3 separate regions of the Mus musculus genome follow, and all the other regions are linked to region 2. Evidence: chromatin loops called from intact Hi-C (ENCODE). Cell type or tissue: heart. All regions are shown on one strand.

Region 1 (8,000 bases), 350 kb after region 2:
GTGGTCCCGTCCAGTGCTGTCTGGGTTTCCTGTCTTCAGCGAGGTGGTCTGACAAGTTGTTGGCAAAGTGTAAACCTCATTCCTGGAGAAAGTTCTCCTCTGTTGGCCCAGGCTTTAGACTTTCTTCTCTCCCAGCTGGAGATTCCTGGGGGTTGGGGCTGGGGTTGAGGGTGGGGGGAAATTCCAGTTTCTTGGGGCTCATTGTTTCAATACTCTGATAGCCAAAGTGAGGGGCCCAAAGTGTTTGTTTAGAGTGAGTTTATCCCTGTTAGGCTGGTTACAACAGGACTTTCCGAACAGCTAGGATCAAACTTAAACACACAGCAGTCCCCAACCCCCACCGTAGGCAGGGCAGGGTAGGATATTTAGCTCTTTCTCCACTCCCCTCGCCTTTCTTTTCTCCCTTCCTCCCTGCCTCTCTCTTCCCTTCAGCTTAGCTGGTCCCTATGCTGGGCCCCTTAGCACAAAGCCCTGGTCTCTCTCCTCGAGGGATATTTTTAGTCAGTAAGAGGGATTATCAGCTGAGTTCCAGGTGGAGGGGCCTGGCTGGGAGAGGAGCCAGCCGGGCTTCAAAGAGCTGGCAAGCTGAGGGAGAAGGGAGAAACACAGGGGTAGGAGGGCCTTGAGGATAATAAAGGTCGAGACCGGACATGTTGGCGCAGCAACCTACACTGACTCTTTGCTTGACCTCGCTCACATTCATTGCCCTGTAGGCTGCTCTGGCCTAACCCAACTTGAGCACAAGGCATAGAATTTAAGGGAAGGACAATAGAGGTCAGGAGGGTTTCCAGGCTGAGAACTGCCTAGGAATCACCTAGAAAACTGGTGGTGATGCACATTTTCCATCCCAGAACTGGGGAGGCAGAGGCAGGAGGATTTTGAATGCCAGGATATTCTGGGAGACCCTGACTTTGAAAACCAGGTGCTGGGGGATGTGGTGGGGGTGGCTCACTGGTGAGTGCTTGGCTAGCATCTGACGGGCCATGGGACCTATCCCGGCACTGCAGACGCAATATATTTCTAGCATCTTCCAGTAAGGAGCTGGAATTGTATGGCGCATCCTTACCTAGAACCCACCAGGAGGGCTGGACCTCCCTAGGCTCCTCTTAATAAGAGGCTGGGAGGGGGGATGGTTCAGCAGTAGAGCACAGGCTTAGAATCTACCATTGTGGATCTGGGAGTGTGACTCAGTGGAAAAGACCCTTTCTAGAATCCCCCAGTGAGGGGCAAGGGTCATGTCTTCGTGGTAGAGTGCCATCATAGGACTGGGGTTGTGGCTCAAAAGTAGATTGTCTGTCTAGAATCTACCAGTGTGGGGCTGGGTGTATGTGTTATTGGAGAGCATTTGCCTAGCCTGGTTCTGGGTTCCACTCTCAGAACTGGGAGTGTGGGGACCTGAGGAGTGGAGCATGAAGAAGAAAAGCACCCACTGCCTCGTGGCACCTTTGCTCTGCAAGCAAGAAGACACTCACAGAAATGCTTCTGATTCCAGTGCTGGGGATTAGAGACAGGGGGATCCTGGGTACTCACTGGGCATTCCAGCCAGCTTGTAAACTATAGGTACAGTGAGAGAACCTGGCTCAAAAAAATAAAGTGGGAAACAATTTAGGAAGATACCTAGGGTCTACCTCTGGGCTCCACATGTACATGCAGAGCTCGTGGACTTGCCCATGTACGCATAAACCACTCACCACACAAAGCATCATCCAGAAGCTGCCACATACCAGTGACCCCTCAGTCTTTCTCGGACCACTTCCCTCCCCCAAATCATTACTGGCACTGTTCTCACACGGCTGTAGGCGTCATTTCCAGCCACTTATTAGGAATGAACTATTGTGGATCCCAGTTACAGATGGGAAAACTGAGTCACAGAGAGAGCAAGGCATCTGCTCCCAAGGTTACATAACTGGTAAATGACTGAGCCAGGAATTAAACCAGCCAGGATGGAACCTCCTGTTCTCACCTCCACTCCATTCCCCAGTAAAGTACATATCTGTTGTACTCATATTTCAGACTGGATATATGAGATGTGAGGATATGGAGCTGAGTTTCAAAGGAGAAAATGGAAACTGAGGAACCCTGAAGCCCTTCATCTTACTTCCTCAAGAGTGACTGCTTAGAATCCCTGAGTCAGGAGCTGGGGGCATAGCCCAGATGTAGAATTTTGAGTTTTGTTGCTGGAAAAGGCAATATTCATATTCTCCCAGGAGCCTCTAGAGGAGACCAGCTTAGCAACGTGATTTGAGCCCAGTGAGATCCATTTAGAACTATTGACCTATATATAGAACTGCCAGACAACCAGTTTGCAAGAGTAGCCACAGGAAGCCAACCAACCTCAGCAGCATACATTTATTTGGCCTAATTTTGAATTTTATGTTGATAGCATTTTGTGTAGACAACAGTACGTGCTAGTGTGCATCTGAAATGCTTTTGTGTTTTGAAAATGGAGGAGGGGAGAGGGTGCTGAGGATTAAACTTGATCCTCCTGTGTTCTAGGCAAGTGGCTACTGAGTGACACTTACAGTTCTCGTTATTGATTTATTATTTCTTTCCTGCCATGTGAATTTGATTTTTCTTTTTATTTAGGGTCTTGTATAGCCCAGGATGGCCTCAAACTCACTATGTAGCCAAGGGTGGTGACCTTGATCCCCACAAGAAACCAAAACCAAGATCATGCAAGCATATTTCAAACCTCAGTTAAGCAATCTCACCACTGTGACAAAGCATGTATCATAAACAATTTAAGGGGAAAAAAAGATTTATTCTGGGTTACTACTTGAGTGTCATTATACCATGGTGGGGCGGGTGTAGTGGGGTAGAACAGTTTGAGACATGGTGTCCAGGAAGCAGAAGAAAGCAATAGAAGAAGGCCTCAGGCAAGACACAGCCACAAGGACATGCCTTACCAGCTCCAAGGCTCGTCCTACTTTTTTTTTGCTATATCCTAATACTGTGAACTCTTCAAGGATTGACCATGAAATAGGTCAGAACCTCCAGGATTTAACTGTGGAAATGGTTTCTTAGATAAACCAGAAATACCATTTACCCGGCTTTAAAAACATTATTCATTTTTATGTGTGCCTTAGTTACTGTTCTACTGCTGTGATGAAACACTATGGCCAAAAGAACTTATAAAAGAGGGTATTTAATTGGAGCTCAATTACAGTTTCAGAGAGGTTAGTTCATTATCACTAAGGTGGGGAGCATGGCAGCAAGCAGGCAGAAATGGCACTGAAGCAGTAGCTGAGAGCTTACATCCTCACCTGCTGGTAGTAGACAGAGAGACACTGGGCCTGGAGTGGGCGTTGCCAACTCTCAGTGACATACCTCCTCCAACAAGGTCACAGCTCCTAATTCTTCTTAAACAGGCCACCAACTAGGGACCAGACATTCAAATATTTGAGCCTATGGAGGCATTCTCATTCAAACCACCATATTGTATATGGGTGCTCTGCCTGCTTGTATGTCTGTGCACCACATTGGGTGCATTGCCTATGGGAGTCAGAGGAGGGCATTGGCTTTCTCAGGTTGGAGTTGCAGATGGTTATTAGCTGCGGTGTGGGTCCGCAAGTGCTCTAAACCACTGAACGATCTCTCCAGTATTCCCCTTGTTCTGACATTTCTTCAAGTAGTATGCTTAGTGGCACTGAAGATTCAGCCTGTCCTACTGTACACACCCTTTGAGTTGAGTTGAGTTGAGTTATGCTTACCTGATTGTGTATCCACAGCATGTCGTTCAGCTTGAGTGAGTGGCTGTGGCAGGAGACATACTGGTTACCACCCAATGTCACATGGGCAGAGCTGGAGGACCGTGATGGCCTGGTGTTCGCCCACCCTCACCACGTGCTTGCTGCCTTCCCAGTGGCTCTGGTCCTGGTGGCTGTGCGAATTGTCTTTGAGAGGTAAGTGCCATGATGTGGCCCTGCAGGGTGTATGCATGTGTGTGTGTATGTGTGTGTGTGTGTGTGTGTGTGTGTGTGTGTGTGTGTGTGTGGTGTAGAGGTCAGAGGACATCAAGATGTCCTTTATCATTCTCTTAGTACCTTCAGATAGGTTCCCTGAGTGGCCCAGAGCTAGGTTGGTGGGTTGCAAGCCCTAAGTGATCCTTCATCTCCCAACCTGCCAGAGAGATGAAGTTACAGGCAGGCATGTGGCCACACCCAAGTTTTTGCATGTGTGCTGGGGATTTGAACTCACTTACTAAATGCTTGTGTGGTAAAGACTCTTACTGAACCGTCTGCCCAGAGCCCTCATATACTTCTTTTTTGAGGGCTTTTTCTCTGTCATCTAAGATGTATGTATGTCTTAACTCAATGCTTGATGACAATATATGGCACGGTACTATTATTACTCCCATTTTACAGAAGGAAAAATGGAGACACACAAAGATTTAGTAACATGACTAAGAATATACAGTGTGTAAGATCAGCTGGGCCTGTAGGAATTGTGGGAAGCTCAGTTTAGATAGGCCTTAAGGAAGGAGTTGAGTTCCTTAAAGAGCTGATGTTCAGTCTCCATCTGTGGTCTTGGGGCACCCTCCTGTGGGCAATGTGGGTAACTGATTAACCAGGTATCTGCTGCAGGAAGGATGGGAGGGAGGGTAAATCAGACTTAACAGGTAGCATGCCTAGGCCCGCCCTTGAGTAACCTGATGCAGAGAGGTGAAGACCCAGGTCACCAGGACACAGGTAGTGAGAAGACTTGATTTTGGTTGAATATGGGTGAAGGATCCTGGGTTCCCAATGAACTGGTCTGAACATCTCTCTTCTGAAGACAAAGCTATAGTGTCTTTTCTTAGGTTTGGTCTGATGCACTATACAGGTAATCCCTTTGGCCTTGAGGGATTAAAGCTGGGAGTAGTGGCAGAAAATTCTGTCCTGCCCACGTGGGCATTTTGGCTCTGGGCTTCCAAACCCTCTTTTCAGATAGATTTGAACTATACATACTGGTAAGGCTTCCCCAAGCCTCAGGTCCTCTCACTTTCCTCCTGTTATAGTCACATCCCTTCATTTGCATTCTTCTGAGTTCTGTCTCTCTCACACTCAGATTTGTGGCCTTGCCCCTGAGCCGGTGGATGGGTGTGCAGGATCCAATCAGGAGAAAGATAAAGCCCAACCCGGTGCTGGAGAAGTACTTCCTCAGGATGAAGCAGTGTCCAGAGGAGGTGAGCCCCATATTCTCTAGACAGCTGCATGGTGATTGCCCTGGGACCCAGGCATAGAAGTGGTGTGTGTCCCTTATTAGAGGTTGGACAGGGACCTCTGACACACCCACAGATTCAACTTGAACCCACAGATTCCCTGGTATGTTAGGCTCTCTCCTCTGTCTGCTGGTTTGTGAGACCCCCACCTCTTCCTGCTGTGCAGAGACTAGTGGATCAGTCACTCCTTCCCTGGTTCTGCGGGGCTTGAAACCACTTCTCTCTCAGTACGAGGCTACTCTTCCTAGCCTCAAGGCTTTGAAGCCCCATCCCTCATCTATCTCTTGAAAGCAAGGCCATGTTCCTCATCTCCCTGAGCCAAGAGTATCTGCCCGTTTAGGCTTCCTGGGTATGAAGCCCTGCCCTTCCTGTTCTCCTTGGGACCTGGGGAAACCTTATTTTCAAGGTCTTGAGGCATAAAATTGTCCTTGTGTAGCCTTTCTGGGACACAAGGCCATGTCTCTCTCTCCTGGTCTTCCTGAGACTTGAAGGTCCCATCCTTCTCAGGGTTCCCAGAGTTTGAAACTGGCATTCCAGCCTTCCTGGGTCATGAGTCTCTGTACCTCTAGGCTTCTTGGGGTTTAAGGCCCTGCTCCTTCCTCCCAGGTTTCTTGGGACATGAGGTCCTACCACTGTGAGGCTTCCTGGCATATGAAGCCCTCCTCTCTTAGTCTGGAACATCAACCTTATGATCACTCAACAAACAGAAGAGTAGGTTTCGTCCCAGTTCTGGGAAGGGACAAGATGCTTTTGATCCAGTGGAGTGCCTGGAGTGTCAGAAGCAGCCCTGTGGTTCTGCCTCCATTCCCATCCATGGTGTGGCAGCCCAGTTGGCCTGGTCTGGGTCAGGTTCTGTTGGGTAAGGTGGACGTGATGGCAGTGTGCCCTGTCTGGGAATAGAATAGCTTCTATAGAGCTGAGAGCTGAGTGCCTGCCTAGGGTAGTGTCCTACTCTGCTGCTTGTTGCAGTGCAAACAACTGCAAGCTGGAGAAGAAAGGGTTCATTTCAACTTAAACTTTCAGGTAACAGTCCATTGCTGAGGGAAGTGAAGGCAGGAAGTGAAGGCAGGAACTGAAGTAGATGCCACCTTACCCTCCTCTCTTTTCTCTGTGGGATAGATCTTAAGCTTCAGTGGGGAATCAAAGTAGGAACAAAGGGTACGAAACCGGCATTGGGCCTGTATAATCCTTCCCCTCATTACTCCCTTCTCAGACACAGATGGTCCTGCTGGCTTCCCAGTGTGGCCTCACGCTTCGGCAGACTCAACGCTGGTTCAGGAGACGTCGGAACCAGGATCGGCCTTCCTTATCCAAGAAATTCTGTGAAGCCTGGTAATTGTGGGGCTCAGGGGGAGGTAAGGTCTTTCTTAATGATGAGGCCCCATTCCTCCTAGCCTGTCTGGGTGAGGGGGCTCCTCCCTCCTAGCCTCCTCGTACTTGAGGTCCTTCCCTTCCCAGATTCCCTGAGATGTGAGCCACACTCCCTTTCAGTCTCCCTGTCAGATGAGGCTCCACCCCTGGGTCCTGGACACTGCTCTTTTGATAGCTGCCTTACTAGCTTCCTCCCCTTCTGCAGCTGGAGGTTTGTCTTCTATCTGTGTTCCTTCGTGGGTGGCACCTCCATCCTCTACCATGTGAGTAAACCTGACGGTAGAAGGGAAGGCCTCTACCTTACAAGCATCCATAGGTGCTTAATGAAGACCTACTGTGCACCAGGAGCTGGCCATCTGCAGTGAATGAATCTGCTGGGGAGGAGTGGGAGGGCAGAGATGGAACAAGGGAGGAGAGAAGAGGGCTGAGCTCTGGTGGAGGAGAGAGCATGCTCTCCTAGTTTTTGTTTTTGTTTTCTGTTGCTGTAATAACATCCTGACAAGAGCATCTCAAGGGAGAAAGGATTTTATATTTTATATTTTAGCTCATGGTTCCAGGTCTGGTCTGTCATAGCAGGGGAGGTAGCCTGAGGGAGTTGGTTACATCCACAATCAGGAATAGACAACAAGGAATGCATGCATGTCAGCGTTCAGCTCACTCTCTTTATCATCTAGTGTAAGGCCCACCTCGTGAAATAGTGCTACCCGCATTCAGGATGGTCCTTTCCATCTCAACCCCATTAAGAACGTCTCTCATATAGGCACACCCATAGACCAGCGTAATACAGACACACCTTCACTGAGAGCATCTTTCCAGGGGATTCTTGATTGTGTCAAGTTGACAATTAAAACCAACCATCAGACTTAACACTCAGGAGTTGAAGGCAGAAGGATCATGAACATGAGGGCAATGTGAGCTACGTAATATAAAAATAAAGTGTAAAAGCAGGGAAGAGTGGAAGTGGTACCTAGAAGGCCGTGGAAGCCTTGGTGATGGGGATTCATATTCAGGGTAGGAGGCTGACTTTTGCCTTTGTAGAGCTTGAGATTCATTGTTCCTTCATAGGAATCATGGTTGTGGTCGCCATCATTGTGCTGGGAGAATTACCCACATCAGGTGAGTGGCAGGGACTGTGGAGAAGCTCAGTTCCTGTGGTCAAGGCAAAAGAGCCAGGCTGTCTAGCTGATGAGGCCCAGCCCCAATAATTGCCTGTATGATGAGGCCCTGCCCTTCTTGCCTGCTTGGATTATGAATCTCCTCCCCTCCTACCTGCCTGTGTGATGAAGCTTGGCCTTTCATAGCCTGCCTTGGTGCTGAGGGCCCAGTGTTTCTAGTATTCTTGGTACCTGAGACTCTCACAGCCTTTCTGAGGTGTAAGGCCTCATTCCTCTTTAGTGTCCCAGGCAGATAAGTTGAGTCCTTGTAACTT
Region 2 (8,000 bases):
CTGCTAAGAGAAAACAGTGTTCCTGATACAAGTGACTATGTACATGGAGAGTACCATGACACATGCCTAAAGCCCTGCTGTTTGGAAGGTTGAACCCAAAGGATCCCCTGAGCCCTGGAGTTTCAGGCCAGCCTGAGGAACAGACACCACCACCCCATCTCAAAACAATAAAAATTAACTAGGCTGGGGGTGTGGTTTAGTTGGTATAGTGCTTGCCTAGCATGCATGAAGCTGTGAGTTCAAGCCCAGCACCATATAAAACCTAACTGGTGGCACTGCCTGTATTTAAAGCTCTTAAGAGGTGGACACGGGAGAGTCAGAAGATCAAAGGTATCCTTGGCTACTGAGTGTATGACCACCCTGAGCTAAATGAGGTCTTGTCCCAAAAGGGGGGAAAAAACTTTTTTGTGGCACTGGGGATGAAGGCTTTGGTCTCATATATGCTTAGCAAGTTTTCAACTATTGAGCTACATCCTCAGATTTCCCAAAATTTCTTTTTAGCAATTAAAGAGGTGGCTCGGTGATTAAGAGTACTTGCTGTATTCCACAGAACCTGTTTGCTTCACAGCCTTCAGGTAGGGTAGCTCACAGCAGCTTGTCCAACTGCAGAGGGGCCAATTACTTCTTCTGGCCTCTTCAGGTGACATGAAGACAAACTGAACTAATTTAAAAAAATTTTTTTAAAATAAAAGCTGGATTGCGGTGGTGCATTCGTTTAATCACATCACTTGGGAGGCAGAGTCAGGCAGATCCCTGTGAGTTCAATCCCAGCCTGGTATATAGAACAAGCTTCAGGACAGCCTGGGCTACATAGTAAGACCCTGTCTCAAAAAAAAAAAAAAAAGATAGATAGATAGATAGATAGAAACATATAGATAAGAAATTTTTAATTTTTTTTTCAAAATAATTTCACTGTACTAAGAGGCCAAAAGAGGCATAAGAGGATATCCTAGAACTGGAGTTACAGGTAGTTGTCAGCCACCAGATGTGGGTGCTGGGAAGTGAACTCAGGTCCTCTGTAAGAGCAATTATCAATCTTAACTCCCGACTGAACTGTTCAGGTGCCTATCCTCCTCTTTTGAGCCATGCTTCCATGTAACCTAGGCTGGCCTCAGAGTCACTGTGGAGCTGAGAACGGCCTCGAACTTGTCTTCCTGCCTTCACCTCCCTGAGCTGGGGACTACAGGTGTTTACTACTATATCTTTTTTTACCAACGTGCTAGGATCAAACCTGGGGCTTCGTGCATGTTAGTTAGGTAGGCACTCTACCAACTGAGCTGCATCCTCCGCAGGAGGTTGATTTCAACTTGATGCTGTTAAATAGCACAGCACACAAACGGGCTGTAGAAGAACTTTTCTTTCCTTTTCTTTTCTTTTCTTCTCTTTTTTTTTTTTAGATGAGGGAAAGGAATACAGAAATGTGGATGGAATGAGGTTTTCAATCACCTGAGTATTTAGTAATAGTCTAGTTTTTCTTAACAGTTTCAAAATTTTAATGGGGCAATATAGATAAAAGAGGGAGAGTGTATGAGATCAACACTATAATACACATCCATGCACTCTGGAAACTAAGGTAGGAAAATTCTGAGTTTGACACCAGTCAAATGCGCTGCGAGTTGGAAGCCAGCTTGAGCTGTGGTGAGACCCTATCTCATAAATTTTAAGCCGGGCGTGGTGGCGCTTGCCTTTAATCCCAGCACTCAGGAGGCAGAGGCAGGCAGATTTCTGAGTTCCAGGACAGCCTGGTCTACAGAGTGAGTTCCAGGACAGCCAGGGCTATACAGAGAAACCCTGTCTCAAAAAACAAAACAAAACAAAACAAAAACAAAAACAAAATTAAAAATTTAAAAATCCATGTGACTGTCAACTGTTAGTATCAAATAGAAGCCCTGACTATACAAAAGGTTAAGATCTCAAACCTTAGAAATCCTGACAGTCCCTATTCTGAATAGACTCCTCTGTTTCCCCTCGTGTCCCCCCCCCCCCCCCCCGATCTTCAGCCATCATGCTGAACTTTTTTGTAGCCTTTTGTGAATCAGGCTGTACTCCACTACTCATCAGTCTCCTCCAGAGGGGAACCACTCCCCCTGCTGAACCTATGATCTCAGCTTTCCTTCTATGACACATCCTTCCTTGCCCCACCCTGTCCAAGGCCCATAACCCACACCCTGGAGTCATCCTCTTCTCAAGTCTTGTAGCTGTCAATGATGGGTCATACATGCTCTCTGCCCTCACTTACTTATTAAAAGAATCTAGGATCTGGCCAAGGTGGTGAGTGGAAGGTGAAAAGTGGGAGGATCTGGAGTTCAAAGTCACCCTCTGCTACACAGAAAATTTTGAGGTCATCCTAAGACTACAATAGACTCTGTCTCAAAAATTAAAATAAAAAAAAAATAAAAACAAAGTGGAAGGAGAAAGGGGAGGAGGAAAAAAACGAGGACAAGGGGGAGTCGGCAAAAGAACCAAGGTCCCATTCATTCATTCATTCTTCAAGCCTTTAAAGCAGCTCTCACGTGTGCGGCTCTGGACCCAAAGGAGACCTGACACCCCCTCCGCCGCTCTATACCCCATCCCCGCCCCGCCCCGCCCCGTCCCAGGAGAGATAATGGTTGGGGCAAATGAAGGATGCAATCGGCGTTTTGATGCCAGATTCACCCAGCAAGGGTAGGACCTGACCTAACCACCCGGCCACCACAGAGATGCTGGCTCTGAAGAGAGGCCTTCTGCATACGCCCGATCTAAAACCCAAGCCAGGAGCCCGGCCCTTGTCTGGTCCCGCCTATCCTTGCACCGAGACACGCCTCCTCATTAACTCCTCCATTTCATTCAGCCCATGGCCTTAAGTCCTACCGCCCAGGACGCCAACCTCATTCCCAGTCTCACGACTCCATTGGTCAAATACAAGAGCCCGCCTTCCATCAGTGTCGCTGACTGCTTAGAAGTCAGGATCTCTTTCACAGCACACCCCTCCCATCTCAACAGTTACCAGGGACGAGGTTTGAAGAGCAGATAGTAATGGACGGCTCAGAACCTCTCATGATTGGGTAGAATTCCAGCTCTGGGCGGGGCTTAGTGCTTTCAGCTAAGGGTTGCTCAAGGCCTCAGCTTTCCTTCCGAGGCACACCTCTCGCCCATCACTATTAGTAGTTTAGGTGTCGATCAATATTATTACTTATTTTGATAGGTAAAATTAGATGTCCATCACAGATTCTCTCATTTCAATTCGCTCCTCTCCTCAGAGAACCGTAGCCAGGGTCCGCCTCACGGGGTGGCTATGGATTGGTCAGGTCTTATGTCATTCTTCTACAGTGGGCGGAGCCAAAGGCCTAAGGGGGCGGTGAATTGGTTGACTGGGCTGGGGGGCGGGGGGCGGGGCAGCGGCTCCTGTCAGCGGGTGAAATGGCAGTGGCGGAGCCAGCGACGGCCGCGGTCCCCGGGGGTGGCTGATTGAAAGGGGCCGGGCCGCGGGGTTTGCGGGACCCTCGAGCAGACGTGACCGTGGGTCGGGGCATCGGACGACACAGCGCAGGGACAGCGAGGCTCGGCGCGGCGATGGAGGCGCTCTCGGCGCAGGTAGGGCGGCCCGAACCGGGCCTCTTCTCCTTGGGGGCGTCAGTGCTGCGGGGCCCCGCGGGGAAGCCAAACCAGGAGCGTGACCTGGGGTCGCCTCGCCTCCAGAATCCACGCTGGGAGCCTTGGCATTCCCAGTCCCGGACCCTGGAACTCCGGCCTCCGCCCACCCTCCTTCCCGATCCCCTCAGGATCCCTCCCAGGGCTCCTAAGACCCAGTGTCTCTTCGCGACGTCCCCCACAGGCTCAGGACCTCTGTACATCTTTCCCAAGACTCCTCTGTTAGAATCTGTCCAGGGCTTCCCCATCCCCCAGTCTGCAGACCTGCCCCCCCCCACACACACACACCATGAGCGTCTCCTTTCCAATCCACAACCACCACCACCACCACCCCGAGTCCCAGGACCCCTCCCATCTGCACATCTCTTGCCTTTACATCCCCCTAAACCTCCCACTTGGCTTCCTGTCTTCTGTGTCTGGCCTACACCCTCATCCTCTCCAAGGAGACCAAGATCAGAGCCCTATACTCTTTCTTTCTGACTCCACAGAAACCCATGCCTCACCTCTTAAACGGAAAGATTCCCAACTGAATCCAGAGACATCAGCTCAGCCTGCTCACTTGGCACCCCTCCTGCTCAAGGGCTCCAATAAAAACAAAAACAAAAAAAACATCACTTCTAGTCTTCTGAGAAGACTATACACTGTTGCTGATCTTGAGCCATCTAGATGGCATCTTCCTGAAGAAATGAACACTCAGGACTTCCCAAAAGACCAAAAGATAGTGCTGAATCCCATCCCCCATAGACACACCCTCCCCATCCATCTTTCTGATACAGAGTGGGGTCATTTAGATACCCCTAAATATACAGGAACCTAAGGGCCCAACCCAGACCCAGGCCCATGAGTGCTCTCCCCCCCCCATCTCTCTCTCTCTCTCTCTCTCTCTCTCTCACACACACACACACACACACACACACACACATGAGAACTTCTATACACCTTCTTGAGCCCAGTACCCTCAACAGACCTCCTAACTCAGACAAAAGACAGAAGATTGTGAGGTGGCAAGCTCTGTCCCCAGCACCTAGCCTGTCCCTTCCACCCCATTCTCTTTGAGTTGGGACTCCAGGGCGTGTCAGGGCCTAAGATCTACCTACCACAAATCTCTCCCCCCCCTCTCTCTTTCTTATCCTTTTTAATAGGAAGGACATTCTTTCCTACACCAGTGTCCCAAAAGGAACCAGTGCCCATCTCCAAATCAATGGCACCTCCCTATACATACCATGGGGAGTGAGATCTTCCAGCGGCTCCTGGCCCCAATCCTAAAGTCTGACCAGACTGGTAGGACCAGCATCCTTGAGCCTATGGCATCTGTTGGCCTCAGATGATATAGACAGTGCTGCCATCTAAGGTGCTCATCAAGGCCAGTTTCTGAGAGCCCTGTGAGTTCTTTTACCCACCACCAATGTTTGGTCAAAATAAAACAGCTTCCTCCTAGCATGTGGGATCTGCTCAGACTGGGTCAGACCTGCCAAAAGCAAGCACCTCTTTAAGGAATATTTTCAGAAGGGTTAAAATGTGAAGAAGACAGGGGGGGTGTGTGTGAAAGGATGAGTGCTCTGATTGACAACCCCCTCTGCTTGACACCCCCACTCCCATATACACCACTCCCAGCCAATCTGTCATTAAGCCAGACTCCCCACATCCCTCACTCTTCATGGTTGTATTGTATTGGTTCTCCCTACCAATTCTGCCCCACAGCTCCCATCCTAGGGTCCCACCTGTGGGTTCCCTCTGGATTCCTGCGGTTGACTGTGGTGGTTTGGAAGGGATCACAGGTAGCTTGGCCCCGGCACAAGACAGAGAGGAAAGAAGAGATTGCAGAACTGGCTGTAGTTGTAGAACTAGGGAGTGTAAAGGAGAATCCAGAACAAACCAGCTCCTAACAAGCATTTGGTTATGCCTGGAAAGACCCAGATAAAAAGCCTAGGTTTCCTTGTAGAATATTTACAAACAAATTCTGAACAGATTTGAATAAAAAAAAAAAACTCATCTTGGCTTAGAACTTCAACTTCTCCATCTGGAAAATGGGGGTTGGGGGAAAAAGCCCTTAGAATAGTAGTATTCTGCTGCAGTCAAGCCAGTTAGATTAGGGTGTGGCCTAATGTGTTTCCTGGGAGCAGTGAGGTTTAGCAGAACAGTGGGGTTTAGCAGAACAGACCCCACACACACCTAGCAAAGTTGGTATTGTCACTGGCCCTGATGATCCCTGTCTTCAGTGGATAGTAGCCATATCTGAAGGACTTAGCCATCTTGCAGGAAGCTGGCTTAAATCAGGGCTGAAAGAATGAAGAAAAAAGATGATCTGTTGTGGGACTTGTAGTCATGCAGGCATCTTCTGGAAGGACTGAGGACATGGGGAACTAACTACTGGCAGCCCTCCTGATGGACACAAGATAGAAGTTTATCATGTCCATTTGAGAGCAAGAGTGCATGAAAAGACTTGAAGGTCATGTGGCACATGAGAAGCTGCAAGACCTCCCCCCACTCCCCAGGGGACTTTGCACAGATGGACACAGCGGGTTAGAAAGGGCCCCTGGGATAGACTGTGAACTCTGTAGAAAGTACAAGAAGGCTTTAAGTCTTTGAGTAGAGCCAACACAGCTTTGCTGTAGCCTGGGGATATAGATACATTGTCTTTTGTGTCTGTGCTTTGATAGGTACTAGTAGATCAGAAACAAGTCTTGTAGAATGTCAAGTCAGTGTTTATGGGTGATAACCCCACTGTGCCCAGGGAATTGACTCAGATGGCCTGTATCTAAAGCCTGCACAGCCAGCTTGAGGAAGAGTTAGACCCAGAAGCACACATTGATTGAGCTCTTGTCTTGTGTTCACTATGCCAAACATCATTTGCATATCATCTCATTTAATCCTCTGAGCGACCGACCGAAAGGAGCCAGTGTTCCAGTGTGTTCCTTTGCTATCACATGCTGCTGCTGCTGCTGCTGCTGCAGTAGGAATGCAGGAGACAGAGTTACTTACACTGCCGTAAGAGCTCTGAGAAAGGACGTCCAGGAAGGTGTGACAGGGATGACTTATGGATGCAGTCACCAGGCAGGCGTGGCAGGTTAGGGTGTCCCAGAAGTACTTGGACAGGGGCTGGGCACCAGCATAGTTCTTTCATGGGATGCGTGAGTGACTTCTAGGGATGGACAGATGGATGGATGAGCTTTACCCTTTAGGCCAGCGTCTACCAAATGTGATCCATATGACAGTACAGACCATCAGGCACTCATGGTCAAAAAGGGATCTGAGATTGGGAAAATTGGGAGAAGGTACAAACCATACCATCTCCAGGAAAGCCAAAGTCAAGCACTAGAAAGAAGGAAGTTGTTGAGAGCTAACATGCTCCCTGTGTCCACACCCCAGTTGGAGAAGATACCATCCCTCAGAGGAACGTTTCCAATGCTCCTTTGGCATATTTTGCCTGCACTTTAATGTCTGTTCTTAACATGTATCCATGTGCTTGTGAAACATTTTGTTTGTAGGGGACATGGTAGGTGTATGTGTTAATATTTCACATATGAGTGAACGCATGTGTGTGCGTGTACATGTGGAGTCCAGGGGTCAGCCGTGAGTGTCATTCCTCAGAATATGTATTAAGCTGTCATGTAGGTACTGGGAATCAAGCCCTGGTTCTCTGCAAGAGCTGCCAGTGCTCTTAACCACTGAGCCATATCTCCAGACTCTGTCCACCTTGTTTTTTGAAAGAGGTCTCTCAGCTGGGTGGTGGTTGGTGCATGCTGGTTTGTCCCAGAACTCAGGAAGCAGAGGCAGGAGTTCAAGGCCAGCCTGTTCTACAGAGCCAGTTTAAGGACAGCCAGGGCTACATAGAGAAACCCTCTCTTGGCCGGGGCAAGGGGGGGTTAAAAAAAGAAATCAGTCTCTCACTAGGCCCCAGGGACCCTCTTGCCCCTGCTTCCCTGGCACTGGTATTACAAGCATACACCACTGTGCATGACTTTTTACATGGATGCTAGGCCTCCAACTCAAGTCCTCATGCTTTTATGGAAAGTACTGGCCTATCTCCCTGGCCCTATGAAATAATATTAAGTAGTTGGTTTTTGCCTGTGTGTATGTATGATGTACTTGTATGTTCTGTACATGTGCACAATTGTCTGTGAAGATGCACTTCCCTGTGGAGGGCAGAGTGTCTTCCTCTATTGCTCTCCACTTTCATCTAGTAGCACAGGATCTCTTGCTGAGCCTGCAGCTCTCCAGTTTGTCTAGTTAGCCAGCTTGCCTAGAGATCTCCAGTCTCTGTCTCCCGAATCTTGAATTACAGATGACTGCCATCCCTTCTCTGCTTTTTTATTTTTAATAATTTTTATGTGTGTCCCTGTTTGACCTACATGTATGTCTATGCATTT
Region 3 (8,000 bases), 71 kb after region 2:
GCTATGAGACTGCCCTCCACTGGTATGCCAAATACTTCCCCTACTTGGTGGTTATCCATACTCTCATCTTTATGGTCTGTACCAGCTTTTGGTTCAAATTCCCTGGTACCAGCTCCAAAATAGAACACTTCATCTCCATCCTGGGCAAGTGCTTTGATTCTCCATGGACCACTCGGGCCTTGTCCGAGGTGTCTGGAGAAAATCACAAGGGCCCAGCTTCTGGACGGGCCATGGTGACCACGGTAACCACCACAGGGGCAGGGTCGGGGAAGGTGGGTGAAGGTGAGAAGGAGAAAGTGCTCATTGAGCCCGAAAAGGTGGTGTCTGAGCCTCCAGTTGTTACTCTGCTGGATAAGAAGGAGGGCGAGCAAGCGAAGGCCCTATTCGAGAAGGTCAAAAAGTTCCGAGTGCACGTGGAAGAGGGTGACATCCTCTATTCCATGTACATCCGGCAGACAGTGCTCAAAGTGTGTAAGTTTTTTGCCATCCTGGTTTACAACCTGATCTATGTGGAGAAGATCAGCTTTCTGGTGGCCTGTAGGGTGGAGACATCAGAGATCACGGGGTATGCCAGTTTCTGCTGCAACCACACCAAGGCCCACCTCTTTTCTAAGCTGGCCTTCTGCTATATTTCCTTTGTGTGTGTCTATGGCATCACCTGCCTGTATACACTCTACTGGCTCTTCCATAGGCCCCTAAAAGAGTACTCCTTCCGTTCTGTGCGTGAGGAGACAGGGATGAACGATATCCCGGATGTTAAGAATGACTTTGCCTTCATGCTCCACCTCATTGACCAGTACGACTCCCTCTATTCCAAACGCTTTGCAGTCTTCCTCTCTGAAGTCAGTGAGAGCCGCCTTAAGCAACTCAACCTCAACCATGAGTGGACACCTGAGAAGCTGAGGCAGAAGCTGCAGCGTAACATGCGTGGCCGGCTGGAGCTGAGCCTCTGCATGCTCCCTGGACTACCTGACACCGTCTTTGAGCTCAGCGAGGTGGAGGCACTCAGGCTGGAGGCCATCTGTGACATCTCCTTTCCCCCTGGGCTCTCCCAGCTTGTGAACCTTCAGGAGCTCAGCTTGCTTCACTCACCAGCCAGGCTGCCCTTTTCATCACAGATCTTCCTGCGAGATCGCCTGAAGGTGATCTGTGTTAAATTCGAGGAGCTCCGAGAGGTACCCCTCTGGGTGTTTGGGCTTCGAGGCTTAGAAGAACTGCACCTGGAAGGACTCTTTCCCCCAGAAATGGCTCGGGGTGCCACCCTGGAGAGCCTCCGGGAGCTTAAACAGCTCAAGGTACTGTCTCTACGTAGCAATGCAGGGAAGGTGCCAGCCAGTGTGACTGATGTGGCCGGGCACCTTCAGCGACTCAGCCTGCACAATGATGGGGCTCGTTTGCTTGCCCTAAACAGCCTCAAGAAGCTGGCAGTGTTACGGGAGCTGGAGCTGGTGGCCTGTGGGCTGGAACGTATCCCCCATGCAATCTTCAGCCTGGGGGCTCTGCAGGAACTTGACCTTAAGGACAACCACCTTCGGTCTATCGAGGAGATCCTCAGCTTCCAGCACTGTCGGAAGCTGGTCACTCTCAGGCTGTGGCACAACCAGATTGCCTATGTGCCCGAGCATGTGAGAAAGCTCCGGAGCCTGGAGCAGCTCTACCTCAGTCACAACAAGCTGGAGACTCTGCCCACCCAGCTGGGCCAGTGCTTTGGCCTCCGCCTGCTGGATTTATCCCACAACGGGCTTCGTTCCCTGCCACCTGAGTTGGGCCTTCTCCAGAGCCTCCAGCATCTAGCCCTCTCCTACAACGCACTCGAGAGTCTGCCCGATGAATTGTTCTTCTGCCACAAGCTGCGGACGTTACTCTTGGGCTACAACCACCTAACTCAGCTCTCACCTGACGTGGCTGCCCTCCAGGCCCTCAGCCGTCTGGAGCTCAAGGGTAACAGGTTGGAGACACTGCCAGAAGAACTTGGTGACTGCAAGGGGCTGAAGAAGTCGGGGCTGCTGGTGGAGGACACCCTTTATGAGGGACTGCCTGCAGAAGTTCGGGAAAAGATGGAGGAGGAATGAAGCCTGGTGGGGGAAGGGGCAGGCTGACACAGAGGCCTTTACATGTTTCTGCCCAACATTGTATTCCAAGGGAGAGAGGTCCAGCAGGAGTGGAAGGAAGGCAGGACATGTCGGTTTTGTGCAGCTCAGACAAGATCCTGGGACTGGTTTTTCTGGAGGAGAAACAGGAGGCGGTAGATTTGAGGTGTAACCCCTTAGGGAAGGATTAACCAGTCTTAGGTTCTTCAACCAAAACCACACCTGTGTCTTTGGCTGGCTGGCTTGCCCTTCCTCTGAACATTCTGGCTTAATTAGTTTCCTATATGGGAGTGGGATTTCCAACCTTTCCCAACAAGGATCAGCATATACTTAGGGTTCTCTCCTAAGGAGAGGATACAGGGTCCAGTTCCAAAGTTCCATATCCCAACTTTCATGCAAGTCCTGATTTTATAAGCCCTTTGTGACAGGGATGGGTACTTAGAACAATGGCTCTCACATTTAGCTATGTAATAAAATCAGCTGAGAGGCCCGGAAGAAAACAAAACCCTTACATGCTTCCCACCCCACCCCTGAAATTATACTGACTCAGAATTTGGATGGGTAGCTGAGCATGGTGGCACACGCCTTTAATTCCAGCACTCAGGAGGCAGAGGCAGGTGGATTTCTGAGTTCGAGGCCAGCCTGGTCTACAAAGTGAGTTCCAGGACAGCCAGGGCTACACAGAGAAACCCTGTCAAAAAAAAAAAAAAAAAAAATTGGGTGGGGCCAGGAATCTGCTACTAAGTAAGAATGCCAGGTAATTCTGATTCAGGTGGTCCTGAGACCACATAATGGAAATATTGACATAAAGACTGGGCTGGCACTGAAGCTCAGTTGTGAGAGTGCTTGCTTGACATGCAGGCAGCCCTGGGTCCCGTCCTCAGCATTTCATAATCTAGGAGTGGTGGAACCTATGTAATGTAGAGATGCCTGTATAGTACTCTGGAGGTGGAGGGAGGAGGCGTGAAAGGTTGGAGGTAGCCTGGGAGACGGAGCATAGCTCATCTCAAAACAACTAAGAATGGAATACTGACATGTCAGCTATGGAGCCCCTTTTCTCGAGCCGTAGGGAGTCCCATCAAGTTAAGCAGTGTTTTCTCAGGACAATGCTCATGGAACATAAAGAAGAAACTGTAAGCCGAGTCTCCTGTCACACATTCCCACCTGAGTCCAGTGCTGGTGAAGGCTACCTTTTTTCCCAGTTCATTCAGGGATTTTCTTTTGAATGTTTCCTGTGCAGGGGAGCATATACCACTGGGTGCTTAATAAACGAGAACGGTAATTTCCACCTCCTTGTACAGTATGATTGTCTAAGCTGCCTATAACTGGGGCCAAATGATGACACCTGTCTATCAAATCAGGCTGTCTGTCCTGGGAGGAAGGATATCCAAGTTACTTCAACGAGGTGAAGTAGAATCAAGAGAAATTGGGTAGTTTTCTGCCTAGGTTTTTTTTTTTTTTTTTTCCTAAAGAATCTACCTCACCCCACCCTCTAAAACAGTTGGATGGTGGTGATGCCTATCTTCAGTCCCAACACTCCAGAAGGCAGAGGCAGGTGGATTTCTTGAGTTCCAGGCCAGCCGGGTCTACAGAGTTACAGGGCAGCTAGAACTACACAGTGAAACCTTGTTGCGAAAACAAAACAAAACAAAACAAAACCAATCCAATTTTCCTCTCCTCTTTTATCCTTTTAACTCTAAGCTTCTCTCTGCTCCACCCATAGGTCATTACCAAAGGAGTTCTAAGAAGCCTTTAAAGGCCAAGGCCCATCCCAAAGTGTTCACTGTTGCTTCCGGAGTTGTGCGCAGCCTGACCTCCTGGGTTTGGTCTCTTGCTGAATGTCCCTGCACATTCAACGACCCGAATTTACACACAAACTTTATCCTAGCACTCTTGGAAGAACTTAATGCAGGGTGGGGATGGGGCTAGCAGGGCAGAGGCATCTAACCCCAGGGACTGTCTTCAGATAACATTGGTTTCAAGTCCGGATTCTCCGGGCGAAAGGATAGGAATGGGGCAGAAAGTCTGGCCTTAACCTTGATTCTGACACCGAGCTCAGGAATCACCAACTCTGGATTCCCTCTCCACTTGTCAGGGCTACTCTCACTGTGCTGGGACTGGCTGAAATGGAAAGGGATTACCATGGGCACCTAATTACGGTGAGGAGGCGGCTCCATGCTAACAGCGAGAGTTCAGGCCGCAATTAAGCATAACAGGTCCTCATGAAAGACCGTCCTAGACGAGGAAGGTTGTTCCGTGAGGGCGCGGGCACCAGAGCGCCCTAGAGATGCACACGAAGTGAAGAATAATCTGGGAACAGCCGTAAGCGTGTGCAGTAAAGGCGCGAGCTTGGCCGGTCTCCCGCTTCTGCACGCAGGCGTGCGGTTGACCGGACTTCGCTTTCTCTCTTTTTTTCTTTTTTTTTTTTAAGTGATTTCCAACAGCGCTTAATCGCCTGAAACTTCACGCATGCGCACTGCGGAAGGCAGCGATAGGCCATGACAATGCATGAGGCCCGCCTCGGGCTCTAGGTGGCATCAGCTTCCTACTGGAACCCAGTGCGCACGCGCGGCGTTATGCACGCGAGGCAGGGCGGGCACGCGCTGGGGTGGTCTAGGCAGGACGGCGGCTCGGCGGGGTCATCCGAGCGCAGGCGCAGTGCGGTGTTTGTCTACCCCGGACTGACGGGTGGCCTGGCGGTGAGCGGCGGCAGCGGCGGCGGGGAAGATGGCGGCGTCCTCCCTGGAGCAGAAGCTGTCCCGCCTGGAAGCCAAGCTGAAGCAGGAGAACCGTGAGGCCCGCAGGAGGATCGACCTCAACTTGGATATCAGCCCACAGCGGCCCAGGCCCAGTAAGCACGGCCTCGTGGGGGAGGGGCGGGCGGGGCGGGGCGCGCACTGGGAGGCCCCGCCCACCGGGCAGATCCTGCCCCCGCTTCCGGGGCGCTAGCTCTCCTCCCCTCCACTCTCTGTGCTGTCGGCTTGCAGGGAGAGGGTCACGGTGACCTGGAAGTCGGGTGGGCAGTCTCCAGGGCGACTCTCTCCGCCCACGTACCGCGGTCCCGAAGTTCACACCGTTGGTACCTGAGAGCTTAGTCCCTCACCCTGTGGTCGGCTTCCGGAGCCTTGTCACCTGCACCTTGCAGGCTTTCAGACTCGAAGCTACGCCGCTGTGACTACAACCAAGTCTTTTAACTCTGCAAACAGTTATATCTCTTCTGATTCAGTGGTTCCACTCCTGCCGAGTCAGTGACTGTCAAGAGGTCCCCTCCCCTAGCAGACAGTCCACACACGTGCATGCCTATCTGCCCATGTAGGTCACTAAGTCCTCATCTACATCCGTTTTGATTGGAGGCTTCTATTTGACTTCTTTGGTCATATCAGATGGCTCCTTCTAAGCTTGGAAGGACCTTGTCACTGGACCCAGCTCACTGCCTCCTACATACAGGGGCACCTCATATCTCTAATGACCAACTACTTTTCACTATTGCTGTCTAGCCCTCAGGAAACACATAGCCATCTCTCAGCCTGGCAGCCTTTGTCTACAGGGCTCAAGTGACTGCTACTACTACAGACACCTGTAACCAGTGTAGTCCCATCGAGTAGAAACGCACCTCCTTTCTGAGCCTACTGTCTTTGGGCCTGCCTCCTGACATACGGTCCTGTACCAAAAGTGCTTCCTCTTCCTTTCTAGACACACATCCAGCTTGTCCACCATGACCACAGTTAGCATCCTTGTTGTATCCCAGATACCCCTGTCCCAAGTTGTCTTTGCTGAAAGAATCTGGCTTTTTTTCTCCCCTCTCTGTCCAACCCTTCCTCTGTCCCTCTTGATTCAGCAGAATGTCTTCTTTATATCCTCTGTGATGTAATCTTTGGAGTATACATACTATAGTTGTCTGTGTGGTCACTATGGTAAGAGGGGAAAGGCAGCCTCCTGTAGGTGAAAATTCTGTTCACTACCTGGCCACCTGGCCTGACTGACCTTCACAGCTTGATCATCTTCCTGAAGAGGCATTCAGGATTCCCTCCATCCCTACCCCTTCTGGACAAAGTCTTCCACGTTTCCTTCCTGGGAGTTTCTTCCAGGAACTGGAGATACCCAGAGGTGGGGATGCATTTCACTGATTCTGCCTGGGACCAGAGGTTGGGCCCCTGCTGGATTCCAGGGCCATCCCTCCACGGCCCTGTGGATGAGACAGGGTTGGGAATAGGGTTCTAGGTGCCATAAGAGCTGCCTGTCCCTAGAGCAGAGTAAGACCTGGTAAGGCTAGTGGCTGGCAGGCCCCAAGGAGTCCCCTGCAGGTGTCTGTCTCTGTCAGCTCCACACCTTCCTGCCATCATCCCATCTCTGTTGGTTTCTACCCATCTCTGCAGTTTGGTGCCTTGTGCCTCCCCCTCCTCTTCATTATGATTTGATTTCTTTTCTGTTGGACAAATCGGTTGTTTCTGTTGTGATTTATTGTGGTGTTTTTTTTTTTCTCTTTTCTTCCTTTCCCCATCCAGTTATTGTGATCACTCTAAGCCCTGCTCCTGCCCCGTCCCAGCGAGCAGGTACCAGCCTTTTTATCATTGCTGCTTGCATATCTGCACATTGACCTAACCGCTGCCCCAGCTGCAGAATGCCATCCCTACCCTATGCTGTATGTGGGTGTGTGGGTGTATTTGTGTGTGTGTATAACTTAGGGAGAGAGAGAAGGAAAGAGAGTTCTGTGTCTTCATTTTCACTCTCCCTTAACTACAGAAATGTGAGCCTGGCTATACTTTCTCTGTGTCCATTAGTCTTCTCATTTCTTCTCTGGCTCAATCTGGAATCCTAGAAGATGAAATGAGCTCCCTTAATGAGCAGGAGTCTGCTAAGTGGGCACACAATGATGTGTGTGTGTGTATAAATAAAGTAGGTAGAGATAGGTGCACTGCTCTTATTTAATCTGTCTCAACTATGAAGTGAATGAGTGTCATTATTTGTGTACTGTGTCTCCTTTCAGAACCAGGAACCTAGCAGTAAGTAAAACAGATCAAGCTCCTATCCTGTGGGGCTGAGGATGCAGGATGGACGGGATCCATTAGTGGTCACGAAGCATGTGTCTGATCCAGCAGAATAGTCTAGTAGGGTCTCTGCAGAGGGGTCTCTCAGGGAAAGCCTATGGAGGATACAGGGTTTGAACAAAAGTATACCAAGAGGTTAGGGGAAACAAGACCTCCCCCCTCCACCCCTTCCTCCAACCTAAGGTCTCCAATGCTAGGTAGATCAGCTGTGCTAGTTCCTAGGTGTGTAATGTCCTGTGTGTGTAAGAGAGCACCTGTGTTGATAGAAATGAGAAGAGCTCACTATTGGTGCTAGTGTGTCCCAGCTTGTGTGTATACATGGATGCGTGTATGTGTGCTGTATGTACATGTTTGTCTTTTTGCACATGAGTGTATGTATGTTGGGCTGGTAGCCTGCACACATATGGATCCCATAAGTGGGTACATGTCTCCATGGTCTGTCTTGCTTTCTCTCATTCATTCAATCATTCTCACTTTGTTTTCCTTCACTGACTTATACTTAATCTACTTTCTAGGCCTGCCGTGTGGCTCTAAACCCCTCTAACTTCTGTTCTCAGGGCTTTTGTCTGTCTGTCTGTCTGTCTCTCTCTCTCCCCCCTTTTCCACCAAATCCATGCTTCAGAGAGTGGGGCCAGCAGCCTTTTCCCTGGATCTGGAGCAACCCAAGAGGGCTTGATGGTCTGTGTGGGTCAGGGGACTGGCAGGGAGTACAGAGGTTAGAGGTGTGGTCACTCCAGAGAGCTGAGTTGCCAGACAAAGAAGGATCACACATGTACTCATGGACGTGAGCTGTGGACAGTTCCTAGTGAGTCTGGATACAGTTGGGCCCCAACTACCAGAACTAGAAAAGACCTGGATATCT

What was found. A loop is a pair of places that touch in the nucleus more often than their neighbours do. Peaks named below come from ENCODE experiments on the same cell type or tissue, not always from the same donor. Only the 100,000 strongest peaks of a DNase experiment are listed, where the experiment ranks them.
Region 1: it touches region 2 in a loop (1.8-fold over the local background); 3 of 42 quality-filtered maps call a loop at or near these places.
Region 3: it touches region 2 in a loop (2.3-fold over the local background); 5 of 42 quality-filtered maps call a loop at or near these places.

Annotation. Positions count from the first base shown.
Region 1 is chr8:4,511,827-4,519,826 of GRCm38, forward strand. Cers4 (ceramide synthase 4) reads left to right here. Exons shown (of 11, transcript NM_026058.4): 2 at 3,729-3,902; 3 at 5,047-5,164; 4 at 6,414-6,532; 5 at 6,777-6,834; 6 at 7,637-7,687. The coding sequence starts at 3,730. Among named protein-coding and RNA genes, the nearest start is that of Cers4, 22 kb to the left of the region's middle. In heart, CTCF peaks have their summits at 3,306 and 4,547 (motif pointing left); a DNase peak (open chromatin) is centred at 555; H3K4me3 peaks cover 558 bases; H3K27ac peaks cover 2,363 bases.
Region 2 is chr8:4,163,191-4,171,190 of GRCm38, forward strand. Evi5l (ecotropic viral integration site 5 like) reads left to right here and starts at 3,377. Exons shown (of 20, transcript NM_001346730.2): 1 at 3,377-3,573. The region is part of intron 4 of 4932443L11Rik (a long non-coding RNA gene); the gene reads right to left. In heart, no CTCF peak of the experiment used is centred here; a DNase peak (open chromatin) is centred at 3,071; H3K4me3 peaks cover 2,054 bases; H3K27ac peaks cover 1,033 bases.
Region 3 is chr8:4,234,093-4,242,092 of GRCm38, forward strand. Lrrc8e (leucine rich repeat containing 8 family, member E) reads left to right here. Exons shown (of 3, transcript NM_028175.2): 3 at 1-3,378. The coding sequence ends at 2,072. It overlaps Map2k7 (mitogen-activated protein kinase kinase 7), which reads left to right and starts at 4,648. Exons shown (of 12, transcript NM_001164172.1): 1 at 4,648-4,941; 2 at 6,596-6,643. The coding sequence starts at 4,818. In heart, a CTCF peak has its summit at 4,801; DNase peaks (open chromatin) are centred at 4,669 and 5,599; H3K4me3 peaks cover 2,773 bases; H3K27ac peaks cover 2,177 bases; H3K27me3 peaks cover 1,440 bases.